Regions from separate parts of the Homo sapiens genome. Here region 1 is linked to region 2. Evidence: chromatin loops called from intact Hi-C (ENCODE). Cell type or tissue: right lobe of liver. All regions are shown on one strand. Links, peaks and the distances in the headings refer to the core of each region. The heading gives the core; the rest is flanking DNA.

Evidence for each region. Peaks named below come from ENCODE experiments on the same cell type or tissue, not always from the same donor. Only the 100,000 strongest peaks of a DNase experiment are listed, where the experiment ranks them.
Region 1: it touches region 2 in a loop (2.9-fold over the local background); 101 of 110 quality-filtered maps call a loop at or near these places.

What each region holds. Positions count from the first base shown.
Region 1 is chr4:184,271,822-184,278,384 of GRCh38, reverse strand. LOC105377582 (a long non-coding RNA gene) reads left to right here. Exons shown (of 6, transcript XR_939552.3): 2 at 1-20; 3 at 1,057-1,208; 4 at 2,339-2,564. It overlaps LOC105377584 (a long non-coding RNA gene), which reads right to left. Exons shown (of 2, transcript XR_007058414.1): 2 at 4,123-4,376. Among named protein-coding and RNA genes, the nearest start is that of MYL12BP2, 39 kb to the left of the region's middle. RefSeq lists enhancers at 1,986-3,185, 4,123-4,292, 4,583-4,632. In right lobe of liver, for the core only: no CTCF peak of the experiment used is centred there; no DNase peak of the experiment used is centred there.
Region 2 is chr4:184,538,401-184,544,921 of GRCh38, reverse strand. No RefSeq gene overlaps it. Among named protein-coding and RNA genes, the nearest start is that of LINC02427, 4.1 kb to the right of the region's middle. In right lobe of liver, for the core only: no CTCF peak of the experiment used is centred there; a DNase peak (open chromatin) is centred at 3,321; H3K4me3 peaks cover 693 bases; H3K27ac peaks cover 2,100 bases.

The sequences.
Region 1 (6,563 bases), core at 672-5,671, 270 kb after region 2:
GAAGAAATACCTGAGACTGGGTAATTTATAAATAAAAGAGGTTTAATTGACTCACAGTTTCACATGGGTGGGGAGGCCTCAGGAAACTTATAACCATGGTGGAAGGCACTCTTCACAGGCAGCAAGAGAGAGAATGAGTTTGGAGTGAAGGGGGAAGCCTCTTATAAAACCATCAGATCTTGTGAGAACTCACTCATGGTGAGAACAGCATGGGGGAAAATGCCCTCATGATTCAATTATCTCCACCTGGTGCTGCCCTTGACACATGGGTATTATTACAATTCAAGGTGATATTTGGGTGGGGACACAGAGCCAAACCACATCATTCTGCCCCTGGCCCCTCCCAAATCTCATGCCCTCACATTTCACAACACAATCATGCTCTCCCAACAGTCCCTCAAAGTCTTAACTCATTCCAGTATTAACTCAAAAGTCCAAGTCCAAAGTCTCACCTGAGAAAAGGCAACTCTCTTCTGCCTATGAGCCTGTAAAATCAGAGGCAGGTTAGTTACTTCTAAGATACAATGGGAGTACAGGCATTGGGTAAATGGTCCCCTTCCAAATTGGCCCAAACAAAGGGGCTACAGGCTCCATGCAAGTCCAAAATCCTGCAAGGCAGTTATTCAATCTTAATGCTCTGAAATGATCTCCTTTGACTCCATGTCTCACATCTAGGGCACACTGATGCAAGAGGTGGGCTCCCATGGTCTTGGCAGCTTTGACCCTGTGGCTTTGCAGGGTACAGCCCCCTCCTGCCTGCTTTCACAGGCTGGCATTGAGAGTCTGCAGCTTTTCCAGGAGCACAGTGCAAGCTGTCGGTGGATCTACCATTCTGGGGCCTGAAGTATGGTGGCCCAGTAGGCAGCGTCCCACTGGGGACTGTGTGTGGGGGCTCCAACCCCACATTTTCCTTTCACACTGCCCCAGCAGAGGTTCTCCATGAGGGCTCCACCCCTGAAGCAGACTTCTCCCTGGACATCCAGGCATTTCCATACATCCTCGGAAATCTAGTTGGAGGTTCCCAAACCTCAATTCTTGACTTCTATGCACCTGCAGGTCCAACACCATATGGAAGCTGCCAAGGCTTGAAGCAATGGCCTAAGCTGGATCTCGACCCCTTTTAGCCACAGCTGAAACTGGAATGGCTGGGATGCAGGACACCAAGTCCCAAGGCTGCACAGAGCAACAGGTCCCTGGGCCAGGCCCAGGTAACCATTTTCCCCTCCTAGGCCTCCAGGCTTGTGATGGGAGGGGCTGCTGTGAAGTTCTCTGACATGTCCTGGAGACATTTTCCCCATCGTCTTGGTGATTAACATTCAGCTCCTCATTACTTGTGCAAATTTCTGCAGCCTGCTTGAATTTCTTCCCAGGAAATGGGTTTTTCTTTTCTATCACGTCATCAGGCTGAAAATTTTCCAAACTTTTATGCTCTGTTTTTCTTGAACACTTTGTCACTTAGAAATTTCTTTTGCCAGATATCCTAAATCATCTCTCTCAAGTTCAAAGTTCCACAGATCTCTAGGGCAGAGACAAAATGCCACCAGTCTCTTTGCTAAAGCATAGCACGACCTTTATTCCAGTTCCCAACAAGTTCCTCATCTCCATCTGAGACCACCTCAGCCTATACTTCACTGTCCATATCACTATCAGCATTTTGGTCAAAGCCATTCTACAAGTCTCTAGGAAGTTCCAAACTTTCCCGCATCTTCCTGTCTTCTTCTGAGCCCTCTAAGCTATTTCAACCTCTGCCTCTTACCGAGTTCTAAAGTTGCTTCCACATTTTTCCGTACCAGTATAGCAGCACCCCACTCTTGGTACCAATTTACTGTATAAGTCTGTTCTCACACTGCTGTGAAGAAATACCTGATACTGGGTAATTGATAATGAAAAGAGGTTTAATTGACTCACAGTTCCATATGGCTGGGGAGGCCACAGGAAACTTACAATCATGGCAGAAGGCACCTCTTCACAGGGCAGCAGGAGAGAGAATGAGTATACAGCGAAGAGGGAAGCCCTTTGTAAAAGCATCAGATCTCATGAGAACTCACGGTCATGAGATCGGCATGGGGGAAACTGCCCCCATGATTCAATTATCTTCACCTTGTCTCACCCTTGACACGTGGGGATTATTACGATTCAAGGTGAGATTTGGATGGGGACACAGAGACACACAAACTATATCAACACCCTTTAGTCTTGACACTCACAGGTACTTGCCCAAATCCACAGGGAAAAGCTTGGCTCAGTTGCTGGGGTGTGCCATCCACACATTCATCACAAAGTAAAATAATGCCTAACAAAACTGAACACCTGACTCTTTTCCTGAAAACTTTTAAAGCATTAGGCCTATCAAGTGTCATGCACAGCTCAAGAGGAAATGCTATCTGGAAATCCCCCAACTCCCATGGAAATTCCCAGCTGGCTCCCTGTACACTGCAGATACCTGAAGTGGTTTTGAAGACTGGGCAGCTAAGACCTAAGTGAAGAAGAATTCCTCCCCTGCAAGGATGACCAAGAACCCAGCCGCTCTGTTTCCTTCCCGACTGGAGTCCTCTTCTCCACTGGTAGGCACTGACCCCTGCAGAAGCTGCCCCAAGCTTCTGGGACCCAGTAGCACCTTTGACGTGGTGGTCGGTGTTCCCAGTAACATCTCCTTTCTCTGCAGCACCCAGCTCTTAGACTGAAAAGCACAGAGCTTTCCCCACTTCCTTTAATAAACTCAGGAAAGAGTGGGGCTTGGATGGGCTATTTCAGCAATCCGGAACACTTAACAGGCCCAAATACTTTTCTATTTCATGCCTCAGCCCAACTCAGGCAACTCCTATTTTCCTCCTGGAAATGAGAAGTGGACATCCAGGAAGGGCTGTGGAAGAGGCAGAAGTCAGGAGGCTGCGGGTAACTGGGGGCGAGTCGAGTGGTTCTGAGGGCCAGTGTTAAGGTGTAGGCAGCAGAACAGCAGCGAGGGTGGGGTAGGCAGTGGAGTATTAAGAGGGACTGTCACCGAGGGGCAGCTCCACCTGCCCCAGCTGTTGGTCTCAAAAATAAACCAAGCCAGATGCTAGTTAAGTGGTAAAGAAGGATTGTAATATCTATTGCAATAGGGAGAAGGCCCAGCCCAGACTGAACTCCAGTTTGATTTGTGCAGTAGAGACTGGGCGTTTTAAAGGGAGAGTGAGAGAATTGGGCAGGGGTGACCAGGGCTCAGTGGGGTCAGAGAAGTGGAAAACTACAAACAGCAGAGCGGGCTTGGTCCATGAGAAACCCACCTGGGTTTGTTAACAGCCTCCCTCACAGACTGGGGCACAGGGGCCCGATCTCTGGGTGTTGGCTGGAGCAAATGGCAAACTTGTTTGGCAGCCTTGTGTGTCCTTGGGATTGCCTCCCAAGGACACCCAAGGTGGCTGGGGTCACCTAGGGATGCGGCCTTGAGCTATGAGAAGCCATGCTAGTGTTTGTCCAAGTCTTTCTAGGCCAGGGTTGAGGCCTAGTTGAGAAGAGGGCTCAGGGGAGCCTCAGTCGAGTTTGGTCCAGGAGAGAATCTGTCACTGGCCTGAAGTGGTCTCCTTCATACTGAGTGTCCTCAACAGTGGCTTTGATTCTGGGGCCAGGCTGCTAAACACATGGAGCTGATAGTCAGGGCTGTGCTGAGCTGGGAGCCTGACCACATGATTCAGTGTCCTTGGGGTAGGGCTCAGAAGGGTGATCACAGATTTCAGCTCCGACCCAGTATGCACAGATGGTGAAAGGGGCGGCCCACTCTGGAGCCACGGCCACATCCAGGCTTTGGGGTGGAGTTGGGGCTGGCTGTTGGTTCTGCCGAGCCCAGGGGGAAGATAAACCCTTTCCTCTGAGCCTCCATTTCCTCGCTTGCAAAATGAGGACAGGGCCTTTCTCCTGGGGCTGGTGGATCAGAGAGAAGCATTCCAGTAATGTGAGTAGCACTTAATTAGCATTCAGTAAATACTCATTCCTCTCTTCCTTCAGAGGAAAGTTCAGGCAGTGTCTGATTTAATAAACAGGTTAAAGACCAAAATGCCCCCTGTAAGTTGGTTGGTTGTAATTTAGAAATGTATTATATTTAGATTCCCAAGACCACTCATAAACACTCATTTATGCTGTGTGTAACTTAGAAACATGTTATATTTAGATTCCCAAGACCACTCACATTCATTTATGCCAGATATGGACACTTCACCACAGGCTTATAACAAAAAGTACAGAAGAAAAAAACAATCTTTTTGCCAGCTTGTTTCCATGTGCCAGACGTTTGTGAGTGAGGGGCCCGAACTGTGAAGGGTGCCCATGCTGGTGCCTCCTCCCGAGAGTGCAGAAGGCAAGCACCCGAGCTCAGCTCTTGTCGTCCTCACCCGGAGTTCCTGTGAATGTTAAGAGAACACAGCTTAGTGTCAGCTTTGAGTTCACATTTTGACTCCCCTGCTGAGTAATTCTGTGGCATGGGGCAAGTCATTTAACCTATCTAAGCGTCAGTTTCCTCATCTGTGAAATGGGCTAAGAACAGTCACTCCTCAGAGGGTTCTTTCGAGGGTTAAATGAGAAAACTCATGAAAAGTGCATGGTGGAGTATCTGGCCAATCACTAGGCCAAGTGTCCCCTTGGGGCGTTCATCTCTGTGCTGCAAGAGCTTGCTGGCTTGGCGTGGTGGCTCATGCCTGTAATCCCAGCATTTTGGGAGGCTGAGGCAGACCGATTTCTTGAGCCCAGGAGCTCGAGATTAGCCTGGTCGACATGGCGAAACTGCATCTCTGCAAACAATCCAAAAGTTAGCCAGGCATAGTGGTGTGCTCCTGTAGTCCCAGGTACTTAGGAGGCTGAGGTAGGAGGATTGCTTGAGCCTGGGAGGTCAAGGTTGCAATGAGCTGAGATAGATTGCAACACTGCACTCCAGCCTGGGCGACAGAGGGAGACCCTGCCTCAAAAGAAAGAAAGAAAGAAGAGCTTGTGCACAAGTGGTGTTCAGGGAATGTCTGGAGACCTGATCTCAAGTGCTGCCTTGGTGTATGGGCTGCCTCCCGCCTGGAGGCACAGAGCTCAGGAACAGAAGGTGGGAGGGCAGCAGGACTCCCCCAGCCTTCAAGACAGCCTCCTTTACGACAGCCACAGATAGGGATGGGATGGTGGGGTTTCTGCTGAGCAACTTTTATAGACTGAATAGGTGTGAAGCCAGAGGAAACAGAACTCTAGAAAACAACTGGCCTCCCAGTTGTTTCTGGAAACCCAGACGGGAAGCTGCATCAAGCTCTGAGGCTTCCTAGGAGTCAGAACTCTGGTCTTGGCTCACAGTGACTGAGAAGTGAAGGGTAGCCGAAACTGTAGAGTCACAAGGGACACTTTTATTTCATCTCAATGAATGCTTTTTGTTGGAGGAGGGATGAGATTCTAGAACCAAACTGCCCATTGTTGATGCATCTGTGAGGCCAGGAGAACCCACGGGTTTTGACCCGTAACCCTGGCGAGTATTAAATGTGATGATGGTGACTATGTACCCAGGCAGCTAGCCTCCTTATTGATTGATTGACTGACTGATTCATTGATTGATTGATTGATTCATTCATTCATTCACCAAACGTGCTCCTGTGGTATGCTGGACACTGTTCTAGTACTACAGGCACAGCAGGGACCAAAGCAGAAAAACGCCTGCCTGCCTTAGGGGACCAAGGGGACACAGATACGCTCCTGCCCTTTGGAAATAATTCCAGAGTACGGAGTGCAGGAAGGAATCAAGAAGAAGGAGGAAAAAGGACAGTAAAAGAAACATAAAAGCAGGAGGGGAGTGCAAGAAATGAAGACCCCCGGGTCAGAGCCCAGAGGAATCCACCACGTGGCTTGGGTGCTTCTGGTTATTACCATGGTTACCGGCCCTGATGGCCACCCCTGAAGCGGAAAGCCCATTTCTGTTATTTCTGTAACATTCATAGATGACAGTTCCAAAGCCTCTGTGTGGGTTGATTAAAATCTGCTAGTGAACATCCAGTGCTGAGGAAATGACCCAGAAATTCTCAACAGTTGATTTTTTTCTCCAAGACTGGGCATATCTACAAACAATTCAAATGTTTTACACAACGGGTGGTGGGGATTTCATTTGACCCTGTGATGTATTTATCAAAATATGGTTGCAGATTAGAAAGCAAGCCATGTACGTGGGAAAAGAGGGAAGCCAGAGGGTTGAGGGCCTAGGAAAGTCTGAACACGGGCATTGCTGGGTCAGGCCTTGGGGAGGGGAGCTCCCATACTAAGACGCCCAAGTCAGCAGGAAGCCTTGAGCCTGTGGGCACTGGATGGCCACAGTTTTGGGCAGAGCATGATTATGTGCCAAAAAGGTTAACTTACCCCTTTGCCATTTTCCCAGGGACCAGCTGTATCCACCTGACCTCCAAGAGCACTCTCCATGCCACGCACAGGGCACTGAGTGAACACCCACCTCATTTCTCCCAGCATGGAAAGTCATTCCAGGAATTCTGTGGGCAGTGGAGAGGCCCTTCCCCTTCCAGCATGGGAAAGCCAGGCTGGTTGGGAAGCAGCTCAACTCAAGCTGCTGCTGATAC
Region 2 (6,521 bases), core at 1,077-6,076:
CATTCTGAGCTTCTGGGAGTTAAGATTTCAACATATCTTTTTGAGGACACAATTCAAATTATAACACTATGGAAATCAGCAAACACTACAAATCAGGGCTTTAAGAAAAATAATTAAAATGTAGAATTTTTTAGAATTGGTTTCCAACACATCAGTGTGTTTGTCTGTCATATGACATCAGGACAGGGCCACTCACCTCAAATATCACTTTTCCATGGGAATTTTTCATCATAAATTTCCACATACTCCAAATGGACTATATGCTGTCTGTCAGAGTAAGATTTAAAGGTGACAACATGCTAGTTAGGATTTACCAGCCATTTCTCAGCCTTTTAAACATTTCTTATATGTGTTTCCACTATAGAAAACTTTAAAAATATGGAAGAGTAGAAAGAGAAGTTTAAAAAATTCATTCATAGTTTCATCATCCAAGGAGAGAGCTATTAATAATCCTTGAAAAATTTTCTTCAAAAATATTTTTGGAACTTTTTCTCACTTTTTCTTTTGCCATTTATATTTTTTCTTTTGTGATTAACCTGTTTGAGAACTTTGGCTTTTTTTCCTAATGCTTTTTATTATATATATATTTTAAATGTATGAGTAATACATGAACCCACTTTCAGTTAAAACAGTAAGATAAGCAAAATCCATCTTGACCACCGCCTCAATACCAGTCTTTCCCTCTGGAGGTAGACACTGTTACTAGTTTCAGGTAGATCCTTCCAGACCCTTTTCAATGCATTTTATGCGTTAATATTTTTGTTCATACATAAACCATATCATATGATGTATTTCTATGCCATAGTTTACTCCGCCCCCACTCACTAAATCGTATGTCCTTGACAACCTTTCATATTAGATTTAACTTGTTCTCTTTAACTGCTGCAACATATTTCATGCTATAAATAAGTCACAATTTATGTCATTGTTCTCCTGTTGCTGATTTTTAGATTGGTTTTGATCTTTCATGATTGCAGTTATGAAGCAATGAATGTCCTTTTACATGACTCTTTGTGCCCATGTACAAGCGTTTCTCTAGGATAAATGACAAGAAGCAGAATTTTTAACTTGAAGAGTATTTATAATTTCAATATCATGCCAAATCCCCTTTAAAGTAATACCAATACACCCTTCTACTCTATCCATTTCTCCACATCCTAACCAATATAAACATTATATTCTTTTAAAAGTTTGTTCATCTGATAGGAAAAACATGGCATTTTTCTGCTGCCGTTTTGGTTTGCATTTTTAAGAGACTGCTAGTGAGGTTTACTGGCTGCTTAATATCTGTCTCGGTTTGGTCAATTTCAGTGGGTCTTCATGCATATGGAACCCATCAGCCCCTCTTAATGGCCTAATCTGCAGTAGGTTTAAAGCTCAGGCCCTTGAAATGAAACTTCATGTATTTAATAATTGGTGCATTATGGAAATAAAGCTAGTGTTTCATCTGAATTCAGATGGTCTCTCAGTTTATTAATGAATCCATTTCTATCACTGATGCTCTTTTAAGGAGGTGTGATAGTGTCTCAGGATTTGAAAAAGTAGGATTGGATTTTTAAAAAATTTGTTAACTTAGAATTTACCGTGGAAAAAAATTCTGCAAAGTCAACTACAGAATCAAAAACTAAGCAAATCATCCAATAGAGTAATCAGCTTCACTGCCTAATCCAGGGGGAACTTCAATCCTAATTTCTAAATTCCTGAAGATTATTTTCAGTTATGTCAAAGAATACAGCAGAAGCTCTCTTAACTGATGTGATTTACATTAGTAGGTAGTTGTATAATTACAAAAGTTAGTAAAAATGGAGAGTTGAGAAATAGAAACAAATGTTAAACATTGTAACTGAAAATAAAAATACACTCATTTATCAATCTTTTATAGGTAGAGCCAAGGTGTTTTCTCTTTATATAGATCTGCTGACCTCATTTCTATGTAGTCTTTTTTTTTTTTTTTTTTTTTTTTGAGACGGAGTTTCGCTCTTGTTGCCCAGGCTAGAGTGCAGTGGTGTGATCTCGGCTCACCCCAACCTCTGCCTCCCGGGTTCAAGTGATTCTCCTGCCTCAGCTTCCCGAGTAGCTGGGATTACAGGCATGTGCCACGACACCCAGCTAATTTTTGTGTGTGTGTGTCCAGCTAATTTTTTTTTGGTATTTTTAGCAGAGATGGAGTTTCACCATGTTGGCCAGGCTGATCTCGGACTCCTGGCCTCAGGTGATCCGCCCACTTCGGCTTCTCAAAGTGCTGGATTACACGCGTGAGCCACCACACCTGGCCCTATGAAGTCTTTCTTGCATAAATCACCCCCATATGTATCATCTCCAATTTTCCAGTGTCTGTTTCTTTAAAGTGGATTGAAAACTTTAATGTATTTGAAAAGCATTCTTTGTATAGTCTAATTAAACAGCATTTCTCAGCCACTTAGCTTTCTTGCCTTTCCTCAAAGCACTCAATGATTATCATTGAAACAGCAAGTCTCTTGTTTTGAACTCATAGTTCCTTGTCTTGCATACAGCTTAATTAAATTACATGTTAACAGTAAGTACAAATGGTGCCAGTGGGTTTTAAGACAACAACTAACTCTGGAAAACTAACATCTCAACTGATGGAAGAAAAAGGAAGTTGGCATATTGGAGAAAAGCCTCCATGCGCCAGTGGCACTAGTCAGATATATTATTGAGGTTATGGGTAGAATAGGTCAACTGGGAGAGTCCATTAAATGGAAATCTTTTTAGCAGAGTTCACTCTGTTATAAAACACACTAAAGTAAATGTCTCGGTGCAAAATTAGTTTTGAAACACTCGAACTGAGAAAAGATAAAATTTAACTAGGCACAGAAAAACAGATTGGGTAATGTGGTCAAAGTGCTTTGATTTCTTGGGTAAAAAAGATACCATGAGGTAAGACATTGAATAGTTCAGCGGGAGAAAGGAAAACTAGACTTAAGTTAGTAGAACTGAGACTTAGTATGTTATTGGGAGATTATTTAGTTACGCTGGAAATAATAAAATTATTTAACCTCTTTGTGCCTCGGTTTCCTCTTGTTAAATTTGAAAAATCATTCCTAATTTACGAAATAGCATCATTATGATAATCAGAATATATATTAGTGGATGACGTGCTCCCAAAGGCAGAGACCACGCCCTGTTCATTTTTTGTGATCCGTGGCATTTGTGTGGAGACGACCCCTTTAAAAATAAAATGTGAACAAGATAATACTTGTCTTCTAAGTATCCACTGGCTGGGAAAATCAACCCATGCATAGGAGGGTTCTCAGGGCCCCCTGCAGTGTTGCCTCACCCACGAGGTGTGAGCTGCACTGGTTGGGAGTTGAATTTTTTGGCACTCAGCACACGACCCATTTCCATAGTGCACATTTCACAAGTGTTTGCTGAACTTTCAAAGGCAAAGTCACCATAGCAGCAGTAATTTTTTCTTTTTCTTTTTTTTTTTTTTTTTTGAGACAGAGTCTTGCTCTCTCACCCAGGCTGGAGTGCAGTGGCATGATGTCCGCTCACTGCAACCTCCACCTCCCAGGTTCAAGCAATTCTTGGGCCTCGGCCTTCTAAGAAGCTGGGATTACAGGCCTGCGCCACCATCCTTGGCTAATTTTTGTATTTTTAGTAGAGATGGAGTTTCGTCATGTTGGCCAGGCTGGTCTCGAATTCCTGGCCTCAAGCAGCCTGCCTCAGCCTCCCAAAGTGCTGGGATTACAGACATGAGCCACCATGCCTGGCTATAGTAGTAATATTTATATTAGACTTAAACTTTGCTGTTGATATAGTCAAAACAGAACTGTTTTAAGTTTCTTTTTCACTATATATATAGATATAGATTTTTTTTTTTTTTGAGATGGAGTCTCACTCTATCTCCCAGGCTGGAGTGTGCAGTGGCACAATCTTGGCTCACTGCAACCTCTGCCTCCCGGGTTCAAGTGATTCTCCTGCCTCAGCCTCCCAAGTAGCTGGGACTACAGGTGCATGCCACTACACACGGCTAATTTTTGTAATTTTAGTAGTGACGGGGTTTCACCATATTAGCCAGGCTGGTCTTGAACTCCAGACTCCAGACCTCGTGATTCACCGCCCCCCCACCTTGGCTTCCCAAAGTGCTGGGATTAGAGGCGTGAGCCACCACACCTGGCGTTTCACTAGATATTTTATTTGTGATGGAAGCTATCTCAGCAGTTCGGATGCCTGGCTGACAGCTGGGTCAGGATTCAGGTGCCATTGCCACTAAAAGCAAGGGCCATAACTTTCACCCAACTAGAGGGATTAATAATTCTTAATGATTTGTACTCGGCCTTCCCCTCCCTTAGTACAGATAATTGAGAATTGACTGTTACTGTTTTATTTCTTTGTTATCTTTTATGTAGTATTATTTGTTATTTATTATATTATTATGTAGTATTATTATCTTAATCAATATAATACTCCAATAAATCCAAATAACCAAATAATAGTATAAATATAGTATCAATAATATAAATACTACTAACAGCCAAATCTTAAGTAATTGAAGAAATAAAAATCACAAAAAAAGATGTTTTATGCTGGACTCCATATTTGGTTGTTTATACCTAACTTTTAGAAAATTCCAGCTTTCCCTTCTCTGAATTTCCTGGGTTTTATCTAAGTTCTCTGATTAAGAACCTCATCTTTTGGCTCCAACTATATATTCCTTGATTGTAGATTTAAATTCCCAGGTGGTTGTCTCACTAGAATCCACTCCTCCCCTCCCCTAAAAGGAGCTGATTAATTAGGTGAAAGCACAGTCCCAATAACTAATTTAACTATGTTCTATTTAAGTAGCAGGCTTTCTCTCTTGTGAGATCCTGCTATTTGATGTAAAGAAAAAAGGCCTTCTTGTCAAAATTTATCAAGACTTTATATATACCGTATAATCTTCAACCTCCTAGTTCTGCTCTGATATGTATTATTTCTTTCCTTCTTCTAATTTTGGGTGTGATTTATTCTTGCTGTTCTAGTTCCTTGAGGTGCATCATTAAGTTGTATATTTGACATACTTTTCTATTTTTTTGATGCAGGCATTTATTGCTATAAACTTCCCTCTTAGCATTGCTTTTGCTGTATCCCACAGGTTTTTGTATGTTGTTTATATTTTCATTTCTTTCAAGAAATTTTTGAATTTTTTTCTTAATGGTTGTTCTGAAGCAGGCTGTTCGAGCTCCCTGTATCTGTACAGTTTCTGAAGTTTCTCTTTTTATTGATTTCTAGTTTGACTCCATTGTAGTCTGATAAGATACTTGATATGATTTTGATTTAAAAAATTTGTTGAGCTGGTCATGGTGACTCATGCCTGTAATCCCATCAATTTGGGAAGCTGAGGCAGGCAGATTGCTTGAGCCCAGAAGTTGGAGACCAGCCTGGGCAACATGGTGAAACCCCATCTCTACAAAACTACAAAAAATTAGCCAGGCATGGTGGTGTGTGCCTGTAGTCCCAGCTATTAGGGAGACTGAGATGGGAGGATCACCTTAACCCGGGGAGGTTGAGGCTGCAATGAGCCATGAGTGCTATTGCACTCCAGTTCTGAGAGACAGAGTGAGACCCTGTCTCAAAAAACAAAAACACAGAGACATATACATAAATACTCTGCAGAATCTATGTATGTATGTATGCATTTCCCTGCAGAGGACAAAGGGCTACATAAGGGACACTACTTGTAAAGTTTTTGTTTTTTGCATGTGTGTTTTTTGGGGATGGAGATTTTTTGAGACTGGCTATCTGGCCAACTTCAAAATTCCACAAGAATGAAGATTGGGTGGCAGGCATTTGACTTGCACAGTTATGCATTTTATTTGGTCACCCAGGTCTTCCACACAACCCATTTCATTAGTCATTAGTCAAATTCAATTTTCTTTTTTTTTTTTTTTTTTTTAGACAGAGTCTCACTCTGTCACCCAGGCTGGTGTGCAGTGGCACAGTTTCAGCTCACTGCAACCTCTGCCTCTCAGGCTTAAGCGATTCTTCTGCCTTATTCTCCCGAGTAGCTGGGACTACAGGTGCGTGCCACCACGCCCAGGTAATTTTTGTATTTTTAGTAGAGACGGGGTTTCACCATGTTGGCCAGGATGGTCTTGAACTCTTGACCTTGTGATCCGCCCGGCTCGGCCTCCCAAAGTGCTGGGATTACAGGTATGAGCAATCGTGCACGGCCATAATTTTTTTGGTTTTCTTTTCTTTTCTAGAAAGAAACAGGGAGGAAGGAAGGAAGGAAGAGAGGAAGGATCTGAAGTAAATATGATAAAACTTTGTCGTAGATACCAAGGTGTTTAAAAATTGCTCTATGTGTTTTTCTTTATACTTATTTCAAACCAAAAAATTATTTCATCTTTGTAAACAATGAGGAAAATACACATAAGTTTTATAAAATGCAACACTCTCATCCAAAGAAGACTAATTTTAACATTTTGATGTATATGAGTCCAGACTGTGCCATACGTTCATTTGCCTACAAGTCCTAATATATAATATGCGTTGGTGCTTTTTGTTGTTGTTTT